2 separate regions of the Mus musculus genome follow, and region 1 is linked to region 2. Evidence: chromatin loops called from intact Hi-C (ENCODE). Cell type or tissue: left cerebral cortex. All regions are shown on one strand.

The links. Hi-C counts contacts between places; a loop is a spot of excess contacts. Peaks named below come from ENCODE experiments on the same cell type or tissue, not always from the same donor. Only the 100,000 strongest peaks of a DNase experiment are listed, where the experiment ranks them.
Region 1: it touches region 2 in a loop (9-fold over the local background); 4 of 42 quality-filtered maps call a loop at or near these places.

Annotation. Positions count from the first base shown.
Region 1 is chr3:8,509,688-8,517,687 of GRCm38, forward strand. All of the region lies in intron 1 of Stmn2 (stathmin-like 2), which reads left to right. Among named protein-coding and RNA genes, the nearest start is that of Stmn2, 4.2 kb to the left of the region's middle. In left cerebral cortex, a CTCF peak has its summit at 4,185 (motif pointing right); DNase peaks (open chromatin) are centred at 451, 681, 781, 1,467 and 4 more places; H3K4me3 peaks cover 4,095 bases; H3K27ac peaks cover 3,871 bases.
Region 2 is chr3:8,661,535-8,669,534 of GRCm38, forward strand. Hey1 (hairy/enhancer-of-split related with YRPW motif 1) reads right to left here and starts at 5,504. Exons shown (of 5, transcript NM_010423.2): 1 at 5,248-5,504; 2 at 4,968-5,043; 3 at 4,738-4,821; 4 at 4,411-4,492; 5 at 1,825-3,530. The coding sequence starts at 5,336. The coding sequence ends at 2,962. It overlaps LOC115489673, which reads right to left. Exons shown (of 2, transcript XM_030252957.1): 1 at 5,690-8,000; 2 at 5,390-5,544. The coding sequence starts at 6,352. The coding sequence ends at 5,404. In left cerebral cortex, a CTCF peak has its summit at 3,167 (motif pointing right); DNase peaks (open chromatin) are centred at 684, 1,276, 1,746, 2,310 and 6 more places; H3K4me3 peaks cover 5,752 bases; H3K27ac peaks cover 4,894 bases.

The sequences.
Region 1 (8,000 bases), 150 kb before region 2:
CTCTCGGATCTCTAAAGACATTAAAAGATATTTTATAAAGGGAAAGACATTCATGACAGGAACCGGGAAAGGTTGGAGGGAGCTCTAAGAGACCAAAGGGGGAAGGGTGTCTTTGAAAAACTAAAGTAAATGGTTTCTTTTTAAAAGATAGAAGCAGGTAAGTTTTCCTCCAATGGGTAGGAATTTTATTCTGCTTCCATATTTAAAACTAAAGTGTCCATCAGAGGGGAGGGGGCTACCTTAACGATTTGCCTTTAGTGAGGTGAAGGGACATTTCGGAAAGTGGTTTTGAACGTCCTATATTTATTCTGTAGTTTAAAAAGATAATAGGGACAGGAAGGGAGTGATGTTGGAATAAAAGAGAAAATGCAAAGTCAAAGCGGTCCCATCCTGGAGGTTTGAGAGAGGAGTGGGAACGGGGGAGGGGAGTGGGCACATTTAATGGTATTGTCTATCTTGGAAAAACCACTAGTCTTGGGGCGCGGTGCGGGGAGGTAAGGCGGCCGGAGGGGTGGGGTAGGACCTTAGCTCCTTTGTTTTAGGAAGAGGGAGGGGAAACAGGAGGAGGGCGTGGAGGGCGCGGGTGGGCAGCTGCAGGGGCGGGAGAGCGTGCGCGGCAGGGAGGGGTAAAGGGACCTGGCTTCCCAAGGCGCCGGGGTGGGGTTTCTTTGTGTGTGAAGCAATGGTGGGAGTGTGGGGGGGGGCACCTGCAGCGCTGGGCATACTATGCGGACAGCCCCACCCTGTGCAGAGTCAAGCTGTCCCCACCCGGACCCAGCTCCACACCCTCAGTAGAATGGGGGCCTAATGGGGAGCTCAGCACAACACTGAAAAACCCAACCCTGCGGGAACGGCAGAGCCCCGCCACGCCCCACTCACTCATTAGCAGCCTGCGTGCCTGACCTGACCGCTAACCTCAGCCGCTCCACCCTGGCCTCATTGTTCTTCGTTAACATATTTTTCAGAACCACATTAAATAGGATATTTAAACATAGTGGCAAAAAAAAAATCAAAAAAGGGAAAGAAGCAGGGGGTGGGGGAGCTATTCTGAACTCCTTGGGTCATTTCGGGGGGAGGGGAGGGGGCAATTAGGGAACCTAGAAGGGTATACAGAAAATAATACAGATAAAGATGTGTAAGGGTGACATAAAGCAAAAGAGGTCAAGGTCTTTAAGATGAGCCTCGTGCAATTTCAATTTTGTGGGTCAGACGGAGCCAAATCTGTAAAACCGCAATAGAGTCCAGTCTAGATCCAGTGCCATCGTTCCGAAAAGGTCCTGTGCTTGTTTCCCTAGGGTAGACAGCCTGGGAGGGGCCTGCACTGGGGAAGCGGCTAGAACCACACACACACACACACACACACACACACACACACACACACACACACTAGATCGAGCTACTGATGCAGAGCAGGAAAAAGGATATGGACTGGCTCCACCCTGCCCTGCCCCACCCTGTCTGCGGAGCCCTGAAGACTCAGGCTCCAGGCTGGCTCCCACGAACTTGGGTGGGGCTGCTGAACAGTCTGCAGTCCGGGCACCCCTCTTTCTAGCCCCGCCTTCCAGAACAGCCCCAAACCCCTCAGGGTGTGCACACATCTGCCCAGGCTCAGGGTCGCAGGACTAAGCCCCTCCCAGCGGATAGAGGCTGTGCAGAAAGGCGAGCCAAGCCTGGCCGCACAAAGACGCAGCCGCGCCCTGCTGGGCCCCTGGACCACAGAGGTGACCCCCTTCCCTGTGGTTCGGGAAGGTGTCCTTGCCCATGCAGAATCCAAGGACCTTTTTCCCAAGCCCAAGCCCATGGCCTTGTGTTCTGGGATAGAGACCCCACTGAGGGTCCTCCAATGGGGCGTGGCTCGACCCCACCCCTCGTTGCTACAACCAAAGCCAGTGAGCTTGGGGAGCAAGCACGTGGCGATCGCGCGTGGACCCGGGCCAGCCCTGCAGCTCTCGCCTTCCTCTCGGAACTGGGCTCTCGCCCCCACAGAGTATCCCAGGAGAGGGTTCTGCGCAGTGTCCTGAGCTACTCTCGGTTGCCACAATTTGCTATCAAGTCGCTTGTCCAGAAGGGTTCTGATGGGGTTTGGGGAGATTTTCCTGCTCTGTCTGTCCCACGGAGAGGTTTCAGCTGCAGACGACTGGCTAGTTACTCCTTGTGACCAGAATTGTGATTCCTTAGAAATCATCATGATTATTAGTCCAAGACTCACTTATCTCCTCTTAAGTCTCATTTGTTCAAAAAGTATGCTGGTCCCTTTTGGTACCGATTAACCCCTTGCCACTAATCTTCCTGATCATCTTTGCCAACCTCCATCCTCTTCCCATACACAACCACAAAACAATTCTATCTGCTTCTGTCCATTTCAGTTTCTATAAAGCAGATGCATTTTGACTTCCCGTTGCTGTGTTGTATGTTCTTGTGGGTGGGATGTGTGCGCTGGTACTTGCTAAGGACAGCCTATGCACCAGATGATCGCTGGGAAATTCTCCACAGAGAATTGTTTTTGTTTCAATGGGCAAAAATTATATATAACTGAGATGTTATGCCCCTCCACAAGAGGATACAACACATACATACATACATACATACATACATACATACATACATACATACATACGTTTATGCACGCATTTTTTATTGTTTCCCCCCAAAAATTCCTCTTCCAAGTGCTTTTTGATACAGTCTCAATTCTACCCAGAAAAACGGATCGTAAAATGGTGACCACCAACCAATGAAACTCCCACCCCACAGATGACAGGTGCCAAGGTCCCTTCTGCCATAATTAGACCGCACTTGTGAAAGTGAGAAGAGACATTACCTCCGCAGTGAAAAGGGTGCCGTTTTGGGTTTTGTTTTTTTTAAAGCATCCCATTGCAAAGGGTAATCAATTAATCTGCAAGGACAGTGCTTTTTCTCCTGATTCATTAAACAATCTATGTATTCAGCATGTTTGCTCTAAGTACATATTGTACCGCCCATTATCTTCTCAAATGGGGGCACAGTATAAACTAAAGCATAAACAATTAGAAATAAAAAATAGAAGATTTTACCAGGATTTCAGGGGGGAAATAAAGAAATAAACGGAGCTTGATAATCAATTACAAATATCTAAGTCATACTCGTAGAGTGGGTGGCAGTAAGCAGGGTTCTGCCCTGTGAAGCACATCGTCAGGCTCTGGAACAATGATGTCTATCATTGAATCTGTGGTGTTTGCCTGCACATGTTAAAAATCTATGAGGAAAAGCATGTTTTTAAATGACCGTTAAGATTCGATTCGTTGTAGATTGAAAAATTAAATTCTAGACCTCTGTTTCATCAAAATTCCTAGCAGTTTTGCACTGACTTACTTACAAACAGATTTGTGGGTTGTTTATTTTTTATGAGAGCCATTGCTTCTTCATTAGACATTTTTTTTTCTATAGGATTTCACTTCTGGCATTTAAATGTTACCATTACTTTTTATTTAAAATTTTAATCGCTTATGGATAAATAGTAATTTGGAAAAATAAACATTAGGTCATTTGGCACGATATGCCTTTCATCAAATATCTGTCAGTTTAAAAAAATGCTGCAAGAAGTTCCATTTTATGTAGACTCAGAACATGCCCTCTCGGGATGCTGGTTCACATAATAAAATAGTTTCCTTTTGTAACTTAGAATCAAAATAGTTACTTGGTTCTGAGTTGATTTTATATCTATCAAGCAAGATTTTTGCATAAAACCCAGATGACTAACTATAAAATAGAAGATGAATCCATATTGTCTTTTCAATGATAAATATAGTACATCTTTAGGGAAATTGCTGTTATTCTGTCCATGGATGCTTTTATTCCCTTAACTGAGATAAAATGTATGTTCGTGTCACTCCAGTAGCTAGTTGTTTGTGAAAGGCTAAATAAAATTGGTCTCAAAGCATGTGGCAGCTAGCTGCACAAACCCAGACCTGGGTGTGGTCAGCCCCACAGGGATAGTTAATCCGAAGCAGCTTCCCACCAGGTTTTTTGTTTGTTTGCTTGTGTTTGTGGAAAAACACGCACTGTTGTTACGATGTAATCTGTAACATTGTATGAATGTCTGATCCACAGAAAACACTCAAACCCAAATGCTTCCAGAACCGAAGCTATTTGCCTCCTAGTTCTTGCAATTGGGAGACCATGGAGTCTGCACTAACTTTTCACACCACTAGAGGGCAATCAATGTCTCTATGATTGATTTTAACCAGGCTACAAACGCTAACTGCTAAAAATAAATAAATAAAATAAAATAAAAAGTTTTCTTTTATTGGAATCATTCGATTGTTGATTTAATAGAATAATGCCATGCTTTGCTCTTGTGAATGAGAAGGGCATGCACATATCTACAGTGGGATGAGAGATTGCAATCTACAAGTTGGCAGAGCCCCGATAATTAGTCCCTCATGATCTTTTTTCCAGTTCCATTACAGCATAATTATTATATCATTTATGTTACTTCTGGGGTTGTATGGTACATAAATGGTAGAAAATGTCAGTAGTAATAGCAAAATTATTTAGAAACAGATGTTTTAATTTGTAAGTAAAGACATAAATTAAAACCATTGTTTACTGATTCATTTATTTAAATATGCCCCATGCTAGGAACAGCTCTAATGTCAGAAGCTCCACCCTTAAAGGAAACTGCAAAAAACAAAACAAAAAGTGAGTGAAGCAGGCAGGAAAACGTGGTCCTGAGGAGGTGTGGCCAGCCTGGCAGCAGCTGCTCTCCATCTTCCCTAAGGATACCTTTTCAAACCAAATCTAATGGGATTTCCATCCAATTGTTGTGCATGTTCAACAGTTATGATTTATATATGACATATTTATAAATATATACAATTATACTTGATAATTGTTGGGAAATGACAGAAAATGGCCTTAAAACCTTCAGGAGTTTTACTAGTATAGTAAATAACTGATACCAATTTTAAAGAAAAAGAAATATATGAGTATAAATTAATTGTAATGATTATCAAAGAAAATCGTTTCAATGTTCAATAGAAGGGAAATTATTTTTTATATACTTTACAAAACTATAATTTACCTTTAAGGTGTTTAATACTATCATGTAAATATGTTTCTCAAACTCTAGTTCAGTTCTCATTGCAGTTTAGATTCTCTGAGGTATGACTGAGGGAAGAGGCGCCTTCAACTCTGACAACCTGCACCCTGATGCCAATTCCAGCCATCAAGTTACCACTGTTAAAATAGAGCGATGATGAGCATGTGCCCCTCAGAGGAAGTCCACTGTCCTGATGAGCATGTGCCCCTCAGAGGAAGTTCCACTGATGATGAGCATGTGCCCCTCAGAGGAAGTTCCACTGTCCTGACTTTTAAATCTGTGGCAATGGATTACAGAATATTTCACTTCCAAACTCATATGCATAGGGATTTGATTCCTCTGAGGATATGTATTCTGTGCCATCACTCTCTCTTAATTAGATTGTTTAAAATATATTTATATTACAGGACTCAACAGAAGGCCTTTGAGGAAAATGGTGGGAGAAATAAGCCTGGCTCTGTGAATATGTGTGTGGGTGGGTGGGTCTGTGACTCAGTTAAGAAAAATAGGGGACTTTCAGGATAGCATTTGAAATGTAAATGAAGAAAATATCCAGAAAAAATTGTTAAATAAAAAAGAAGGGATAATATATAATATGATATTACTGTCACTTACAAATGATACACAGAACAGAAGTTAAAACCAGAACCTTTTAGATGCAGGATAATGCACAAATTACTAGACACTTAACTCCATATGGGGAAGAAAGGAAAACAGGTTAAAATCATACTGAAGTTAGTGTATGTGCATAGATAGTACTTACCAAATTATTCCAACAGAGCATTTAATCCTAGATGTTGCATGAAAAAATATTAAGCATTCACTGGGTTATAAGGAATTCACTAGGTATGACCCTATTTTGGAAAACAGATTAGGTTTGGTATGGTGGTGGCTCATGCCTGCAAATCCCATCACTCAAGACCTAAAGGTAGGAGGGTTTTAGGTTCAAGGTCAACCGGGGCTATACTGTGAGACTCTAATTTAAGCCAAATAAGTAAATAATTTTGCTACTTTCTTAAGTCAATAAAGAACCTCCATTATTCATCATTACTCCTCTAAGGATGTTGGTCTAGAAGGGGAATAAATAGGTCATCAAGGAATATCATTAAAAAGATCATGTATCCGTCTCCCTGTGCAGTGAGTGGCAGGGCAGAGACATGATACACTTCTGGAAACTCTGTCCTGCAGCAATGATACTAAACACACAATGTCTCAAAGACAGCGTTAAAACCAGGATCCCAAATAACAATTGGCCCAGGCGGTTGGTAGACTACAGGGACAGCCCAGAACTGCAGTAAGGTTATCTTTTGTTTGTTGTTTTCAGTGGGTTATTCCAGGACTTTCCAGGTCTCTGGAAGCTGGAAACCCTTAGATTGGTAGTTCTCAACCTTCCTAATGCTACCACCTTTTAATACAGTTGTGGTAACTGTACATTGTGGTAACCCCTAATCATAAAATTATTTTGTTGCTACTTTATAACTGTAATTTTGCTACTATTACTAATCATAATGTAAATATCTGCTATGCAAGATGTCCGATATGCAGCCACCCCCTAAAGGGAATGGTTACACATAGGTTGAGAACGTCTATTTTACATTGTTATAGTTGCTAATCTCTTGTTTTGTTTGGTGGTTGTTGTTTTTGTTGTTGTTGTTGTTTCTGTTACTGTTGTTGCTGTTGTTTTATTTTTAAGAAAGCAATGCTAAGACAGCATGGCAGAGGTTGTGTGTGAATGGTTAATCCTGGAAGTTTTAGAAATAAAAATTAGAGATAATAGAAATGTAAACTGAACACATGAACAAGAATATGTTAGTTCTGTAATAACAATTTTACTGCAGTGTTGCTTTAAGAATCATTGTTCTTAGATGCAGACAAACTGCATCTTTTAATCCTTGCATCCACCCCAGGTATTTAATTTTAATCTTTAGTTTATGAAAGAAACTTAAATCTAAAAGAAATACAGCCTAGGCATCTACATTTAATAAGACTATATATTATTTCAAGTCTATCTTACTAGTTCAAAAGCAAACGCGCAGGAGAGAGCTGTGGGAAAGCTCTGACTCCCTTGTGAGAATTTTTTAATTATCTTTAATAAAAGAATCTGGCCCTGTCATTTGTCAAGGAGACATTTGCAGCAGTAAAGCCAGTGTTTATAATAACCCATTTTCATTAGTCATGATTAAAGATAACATTTTGTGTACATTTGTTATTAATTGATGCATCTCGGCACTCCTGGCACTGGTCACCCGGACTACGCATGTCTGAGATTTGTGCCTGAGAGAAGGCACATGGATGCTGTAAAACAGAGCAAAATCCTTAGCAAAGTTTTTTATTTACAATTTTGTTTACCTTGGGGAAATTATAAGTTCCAAAATCTGTCTTTGATATAAAGCAGGTGAGTAATAGGGCTGATTTGTTTCAGTGATAGACTGTCTGAGTTTCCCTCTTTGCTGGGTCATTTGCAGAGCCTTCAGAAGTTCCCACTTAACAATCGTCCTTCTGCAACCATTATACTTGGGGTCTTAAAGTCTGTGCTATTTTCTCTGTTGTCCAAGAACTAAGGAACAACAAATGGTTGACACTGTGAGCCACCGAATGTCCTTCTATCAAAATGAACATAATTGGGTGCAATCTCTTTAAATCTTTTCTCCAAAATACATTTTACAACAAATATTCTGAAGTCTACACTAAATTTTGATTAGTAATTACCTTGTTTTTAAAAATATTTTTCTATATTGACATCAGTAACAAAGTTTCATTTCTATCAAATAAAATTGCTCACAGTTAACCTAGTTGTTTTCCAGCTGAATTCCTTAGTAACAGAAACCGAACTTCCATGGGAGATGGGGTGGGGGGGCTAATTGATAAGATATGTTGACTTAGAAAATTGAGACCAGGATACACCACCTCTGGTATCAGGGAG
Region 2 (8,000 bases):
GTGGGAACCTCTCTCCCTCTGCTCTCTCCTCCATATCCCCAAGGCTGAGGGTGTCGCCCCGGGGCCCCTGGTATGGGGGCTGCCCCTTGTCCACCACACCCCCCACTCCCCACCCCCGTTAAGTGGGGTCCAGTGACTTGACACAGCCAGATGCCCACCTGGGGCCAAGTGGAAAGCGTCTGGCAGCCCTCCCATGTTCGCCTGCCCAGAGCACAGAAGGAACTCTGGCCGGATGCGGGCTATCTCCCCCTCCCCCTCTTTCCCTACCCCCTTAGTAGTCCCACAATCTAGATATTTTTGTTTATGCAGATAGATGAATAAAAATCACACATGATATAAACATAGACTTGAGTCATTAATTGATGGCCCTGGTGTTCACTTTTAATGTGTAAATTCAAAACGGGAATTGTCATCTAACAGTTCTGCTGGCTCTTGGACATAGCAATTGCATCCTCCCACTCCATCTGAACCACCCAGGAAGTTTGAGGTGAGCCTGTGGGTGGAGAAGGGTAGGGAGACAGAGAAAGGAAGAAGAAGATGGTTCACCTTGCTCTCCCACAAGTACTCCCTCCCAGGTTATGACATAGCCATCAGCCTTGTGACAAGGATGACACATTAGATATCTCATACGTCCATGGCTCCTTCTGCAAAGCACATCGGCAGCCATCCAAGCCTAGGCATCAGGAGGTTGAGGGAGTGAAAGCATGCACAGTACTACGCTGCAGCACCACTGAAAGCCACGTTTGCTAAATTGAAGCATGCTTGGCAGGATGGTCCAAACACTTCCTGTCACAGCCCTGTGACAGACGGAGCATGTCTGCACAGGCACAGGCAAGGCTGAGGACAGAGCCGAAGACCTCAAGAGAGACCAATGGTTGAGGCCACAAAGCAAAAGCTTGAATGGCATCCTCACATTGAAAGCCCAAATCCTTCCCAGAGACCCAAGGGCTATTGCCCAACTGCAAAGTCTAAGCTTTTCTTTCTGTTGTCTTTGCTTTCTCATCAGGGAGGTCGACCACAGTTGTTGCCCAAAGTAAAGGAACACTATTGTCGCCTACCAGAGTGGGTTTTGCCTTCTCTCCTCTTTGCCACTTGTGGGATCAAGGCAAACTGCTTGAGTAGAGAGGCGGTACCCCTTCATTGGCAGGATCTTCAAGGCACTGGAAGGCATTCTTCTGTGGCCAATTACTGCTTCTGTCATGGTAGCATTTTGTTCTAACTTAAAGCATATGTCTGCTTCCTAACACACAGCTCAGAAGCACAGTGTGGCCCAAGGGTTAAATGCATTCCTTAGAAATTAGACAAGAGACGACTCCTTGGAAGTGTGCAGGTGCAGAATTACAGCCTGCCAACTGCTCATCATGATGCCACACCAAGCCTTCTCTGCAGGTTCAGCTACAATGCCATTGTAGTCCTGTTTTCCCATAAAAACAAATGCAAATAGAAACATGAAGTGTCTCTTTTGTCAGTTAAGAACCGTGCACACTGTGTGTTCAGCACTAATAAAATGATCAACCACAGCTTAAAGTGATTTTTTTCAAGTTCTTTCCAATAACTGCCTGAATTCAAACTCTGATCCCAGAGACAGTTGAGAGGCAGATCACCTGATTGACTATCAGACAAGCTACCATTCCCTCCCAGGAGGCCAAGCGGAGCTCTGCAGCCTAACAAAGTCACTCTGCTAGATGTACACATGTGCACGGCCTAGAATGCCAAGAATAATGTAACTGGGAAAAGGACGAAAACCAAGCATCGGGCAGAACGAAAACCAAGAAGCCGGAGATTTCCCAACCAGCACAGGCTCAGGAAGACAGACACAGTACATATATTGTTCTTTGCTTTTTATTTAGTCACAACACATCAATACAACAGAGGTCAAACCTAGTTCAGAGGAGCTGTTCAAATTATACCTTCTAAAGGGGTAAGCCTGTAAAACAATACTTTTAGAGCCCAAATCAAAATTTTAAAAATGAATGAGAAGGCAGAGAAGCCCTTTTAAGTACTGCAAGAACCACATTTTCATGCACCAAAAGGAAAACACAACATAAAAATTTCCACTTAAAAGAAAATATGGGAGTTCTAGGAAAATCGGGTTGTGTTTCACAGGCACCAAGCTACTTTCAGACTCCGATCGCTTACGCAGGTCGACACTGGTGAACGGTGAAATCCGTGAGACTGAGAGTGCTTAGGGCTGCCAAGTGCAGGCAAGGTCTACATAACTGTCTTGCTTGCTGCCAACGCTCCAAATGGGGACCTAGACTACCAGCAGCTGTTTCTAAACCTGAAATATCAGAAGAGAAAAGCCAAGCAGGCCACAGTAGCTGGTCATCTGGATTCAGGGCACAGACACCTTTCTCCCTTCACCTCACTGCTCTGAGAGGCAGAGAGAGAGCCAGTGCTCTCCAGTAAAGCTGCGCATCTGATTTGTCAACGCTTTGTTTGCAAATATAATGCTTTGCTGACCCTCCCTCCCCAAAGAATACCACTTATACAACACCTCGGTCCATCAAAGTAGTAACAAAATCGTGTTAACATTGAGCATAGTGGCGTGCGAAATTAATCCTCAAAAGATTACAACTTATACACACCAGGAAACAGACCCCAAACACTAATGTTAAGATTCCCCACGCTGAGGCAAACGGAATCATTCTCAGACAGACAGGTTTACAAAATAAATGAGGCACAGAACAAACAACGGATCAAAGTGTTGGTTCGTAATCACTACCTCAATTGAATCTTTTAAACAAAAATTAACAACTAATTTTTTAAAACTGCTAATGCATGACATGATAAAAAATTAAAGAGAAAAGTAAACCAACAAACTTTTAGTCTTTAGAAAAAAATTATCTGAAAATGTACCTTTTTCCTGACTTACTGGCGACTTTAGGGTGGTGTTGACAACCGTCCCAACACACCTGGGATTTTAAGCTTTCCCCTCCCTTGTTCTACAGCATCAGTTCTTTAGAAAGCTCCGATCTCTGTCCCCCAAGGTCTATAGGGCTTGCCAAGGTTTGCTGCCTGCGTGGGTGTCGAAGGGCTCAGTAGGTGGAAGGAGCTGAAGGAAAAGGGGAAGGCTGAGAGCGAGGCCACAGAGGAGAGCAGCGGTGGAGACAGTTTGGAGGCCGAGGTCACCACGGGAAGCACCGGTCCCAAGCCGCCACTAGGGGGCGCTCGCAAGGCCGGCGCCTCCGGATGGGCAGAAGCCAGCCTGCCCTGGTGATGCGGCTCCGTGGGTGACGCCGCGGTGCCAGCGTTCCCGTGGCCATTCTGGGGCAGCAGCAGAGGGTGTGCGATGTGTGGGTGATGTCCGAAGGCACTTCCCCAGGGAATGTGTCCGAGGCCACCGTGAGCGCCGCTCGCGGCTTCCCGCTGGGATGCGTAGTTGTTGAGATGGGAGACCAGGCGAACGCGAAGCGGGTCGGAGGCATCGAGTCCTTCAATGATGCTCAGATAACGGGCAACTTCGGCCAGGCATTCCCGAAACCCCAAACTCCGATAGTCCATAGCCAGGGCGTGCGCGTCAAAATAACCTGTGCACAAAAACAAAGGAAAACCTTCAAGGCTCTGCTCATTTCCTGAATTTCTTCCACTCCAAAGTTCTTCCTGGCAACTCCATACAGGATTACAGCACAGATCATGGGTCCTGGAAGCTCAAATATTTTGAAGCTGACCAAAATCTTTGCATTAATCAACAGTATATGTTTGCTAATGCAAGTTCAAAGCCCAATTAGAAGCTGCTGAGCAGAAATTGGAATTATACCCTACCAGCAGATGAAACTATGTTCCCTCCTTTAATGTTTTCCCTCAACAACAACAAAAAATACATCAAGGACAGAGAAACCACAGAGCAGTGAAATTCATTAGACACACAGATGTAAGTTATCATCGTGGAGCTTTTAGGCACTTGGTCCTTGGTGAAGAATCTGGTGGCTGGAGACAGACACGGGCTTCAGTCTCTCACCCCGTTAGATTTTTTTTTCCTCTCTATTTAGCCCCAACATGTCTCTTTCCTCCAAATTCTTTTGGCAGTTCGTTTTCTAAATCTGTATATAAAATTCCGACTATCTAGTTGTTCTTTTTAATAAGCCATTTCCCAATCCTTTCTTAAATAGCAACAGACAAACATGAGTGACTTGACCTAAATCAGGGCTGTCACAACCGGAGGAGCTCCGGGAGACAGGCGCTTGCTGAAAGGTGCATTAGCTCAGTTGAAAGAGGATTGGGGTGATGTATTCACTGCTCAAGAACCCATGTGCTGTTGAAGGTGCACTTGGCTGGCAAGCACATACTGCTCTCCCCACCCCACAAAGCAAAGCAGGCAGGGACTGCACCAATCCCAGACTGCGCTTGCTACCACCCCCACCCCCCACGCCGAGCACGCAAAGCCCCAGCTGAACTGGAGAGGAATACCTTTCCCTCCTGCAGTGTGCAGCATTTTCAGGTGATCCACAGTCATCTGCAAGATCTCAGCTTTTTCTAGCTTAGCAGATCCCTAAAAAGAAGACAAAAGGCTTATCTGACACAAGTGCCTTTGGAGAACTTAAAATATGCACACAAATATACATACATGTAAAATACAAACGTAAAAAAAAAAGCAAAAGTCACGTATATCCACAAAATCTGTGGGAATTTGTGTAAGAACATCCAACGACTTGGCACAAATGAGGTTAGAAGCACGGAGGGGAGGGAATCAGAAGGTGCCGATGGCTACACTCAGCGCTCTCATACTTCCATTACCTGCTTCTCAAAGGCACTGGGTACCAGCCTTCTCAGCTCAGACAAACTGTTATTGATTCGGTCTCGTCGGCGCTTCTCGATGATCTATGGGAAGCAGACAAAAACAAAGGAGGGCATTTACGTTATGACTGTACATTCCAACGAGAAGAAATGTGGTTCTTTCCGTTAGTTAATTAATTAATATAACAATGTGCATATATATTTAAATTATTGGGGGGGGGGGTACTCACGCCTCTCCGTCTTTTCCTGGCCAAAACCTGGGACGATGTCGTTGGGGACATGGAACACAGCGCCGAACTCAAGTTTCTGTAAGATGGGAAGCAATTGCCTTGAGAAAGGAAAGGAGAGCCCTCCTACACCAGATTTCTTTGGCAACTTGAGCTGGAGGGCTCGGGGACGATTGCTCCCAGCCAGCAGCTGCCGGCCCACGACTCCCGGCAAAGGGAACCCAGCATCAGCGCACCCCATCCTCTCCTCCCGCTCCGGATCGGTCGGACGCCGCCAACTCACCCATTCTCGTCCGCGCTCTCCTTTTCCACCTCGATGGTCTCGTCCAGCTCACTATCTGAGGAGCTGTAGTCTGGGTGAGCTCTCTTCATGGTGGCGGAGCGTGGGCTCCGAGGAGGGTCGCGCGGCGGGCAAGGAGGAGTTAACTGCAGTGGCCGCTCAGCGCTCGGCTGCGGGAGGTGCGTGCACACTGATCCCACTCACGCTCAGTCTCCGGTTAAAACTCAACCATCCCTTTCCCACGCTGCGCCCCTTCCCATGGATAGGGGGAGGGCGGGGAAGGCGGAGAGGTTGGGGCAGGGGCGGGGCCACGGCTCCCGGGTAACCGCGTGCCCCGGCCAATTGGCGCCTCGCTGCGCAGATTGGCAGCCGCATGGGGGCGGGACGAGCGGAGGCCGAGGCTGGCTGCTCCCCGCCCCCGGAGCCCGCCCCTGCCCGGCGGCAGTGCGTCGGCTCCGCAGGAGTTCGGCTGGGGGCCGCGGGCGGCGGTGGGCCGGCGGCGGGCAGAAATGGGGGGCCGGCCCGGGACACCAGCCCGGCGATAGCCACCGCCCCGCCCAGCCCCACCCCGCGCGCCCGGATTGGCCTGGCCGTGTGCCAGGGCCGCGCCTGCAGCGCCGCCGGTGAGCCGCACGCGCCGCGGGCCGTGGGAAAGTGCCGGCGCCCCGGCCGCCAGCCAATCCGGACGGACGGCGACGGCGGCGGCGACGGTGGCGGCGGCGGCGGCGGCTGCTCTGGGCGGCTGCTCTGGGCGGCTGCATGAATGGAGAAGAATAGCCAGGCGGGGGAGCCGGGCTGCACGAGGGCGCGCCTGCCGGGCTCCTGGTGTGAACCTGTAATCGGAGTCCGGGCGCCGGCGGGCCCCGGAAGCCACCGCCCGCGTCCCGTTCTCTGCACTGCTGCCGGTGCCCCGCGGCTGGAGGCGGGCGTAGTTGGCGGGTCCTACAGGAACAGTCGCCTGGGGCGCCGCTCCTTTGGATGGTGGCCACCAGCTCTGGGAGCAGAGCCTGAGAGACTCAAGGGATGCTGCTTTTTGGGTTCTAGGAGCCTCTAAAGCTAATCCTGCAAGGCTTCTCAGCTTTGGGACGAAATGCATGCCCCTATGCATGTCATTTCCGGGGAAGTAGAGCGCTTGTTTTCTGGGTTAGCTTGAGGGAGGAGTAGCTATCCCCCGAGACATTCATTATGTTGGGATTTTTGCTGTTGTTTTGTTTTGTTTTTGTCCTCCCTTCCCCCTAGTGTTGGCGGCCAGATCCTCTTAGCAGGCGACAGGGTGGCGGCCTGGGTGTTTGCTTCTGAGGCTGTGCGATCATCTGTGCGAGGATGCACGTTTCTGGCCCGCATCGCGCGCGCGCGGACACACACACACACCCGTTGGTCTCAGTTGGGAGGGGCGTTTGGGGTGCTATATGAAGTTCTGCACACCGCTCTCCCCTCTCCCCCACCAAGAAGGGCGACTTTAAAAAAATAGTTTAAATCTTATGGATTGTTTCCCTAGTTCAGCGTTCACAGAAGTAGACAACCTGGAGAAAGCCCAGTCTTTATCCTGCCCCACTCTTGGAGCCTGCAATCCCGTCTATGAAGCAAAACTTCATAACCGTTGAGAAGAATAAAAGAAACTCAACACCTTTGCAAGCAATTCTGTTTCTAGACATGATGGGTTCCATAAATGCAGACTAAACCGAGTTCCCAGGTCCAGTTCTCCATCCACACACTTTAGACCACATCCTGGGTCCTTTTAAAGTTCTCATTGCACTTCACCCTACTGTTCAGAGCCTCAGCCCTCACAGCTCCTCTGAAAAGGTGAGGTCCCTCCATCTTGGCTTTGTTTTTTCCTAGTGCACATATCCCACCACACAGCTTAGGAGTGGTCAAGCCAAGGCTCACTGCCTGCTTCCCTCTCCATGTTCACAGCTCGCTTCGCTCCTGTCACAAGCTGGAAGCTCACCTCCAGACCCCTCTCTTCATCCATCTTCTCCATCTTCAGAGCCTCATATCACCTGCCTCCCTTGACGCCATCCCATGTTTCCCCCTAAAGTGACGGAGCACCCTGCACCTGAACCAGCATGACCTCTACTGCATAGCTTTTAAGTTTTCTGGGTCAGTGGCACCTACAGTAAGGTCTTGTTTGCTTTAGCCAATGTTGGCCGTTGTGCAGAGAAAGAAACTAGCAGCAGATTGGCTGGTAAAAAGAAACGGTTTACATTGAGGGTGCTTGGTTTTAGATACCAATATTCCTCAAATTTACTGTGGAAAATGAGGCTATCCTGGTGGGCATGTGGTACTGTGTGCCTCTAATCATAGAACTTGCAAAGTAGAGGCAAAATTTCATGAGTTCCAGTCCAGTCTATGCACATAGGTTCTCCTGAATTGTATGTATAGCAAGACCTTGTACAAAACAAATGCTAGAACTCTGGGACCCAACACTTGTTTAGCACTAAAAAAAGAATACCAATGCTTATCTGTCTGTCCATCTCTTTCTGACCGTCTACCCAGTACTTCCAAAGTGTCTTCTGCATGCCTGGCACAATGCCGGCACCTGAGAGATAAAGGTGACAAGAGGTGATAAGCTCCACACTGTCTCTGAACTCACAGCCTCGGGAGACAACACACAATAAGCTGATACATAAGTGGGGTAGCTATAGAAGTCCGCGGGAGACAATACACAATAAGCTGATACACAAATGGGGTAGCCATAGGTGTCCCGAAGCCTAGTGGCACCTTCTGATAAGGAGAAGGGAGAGAATGGGAACACT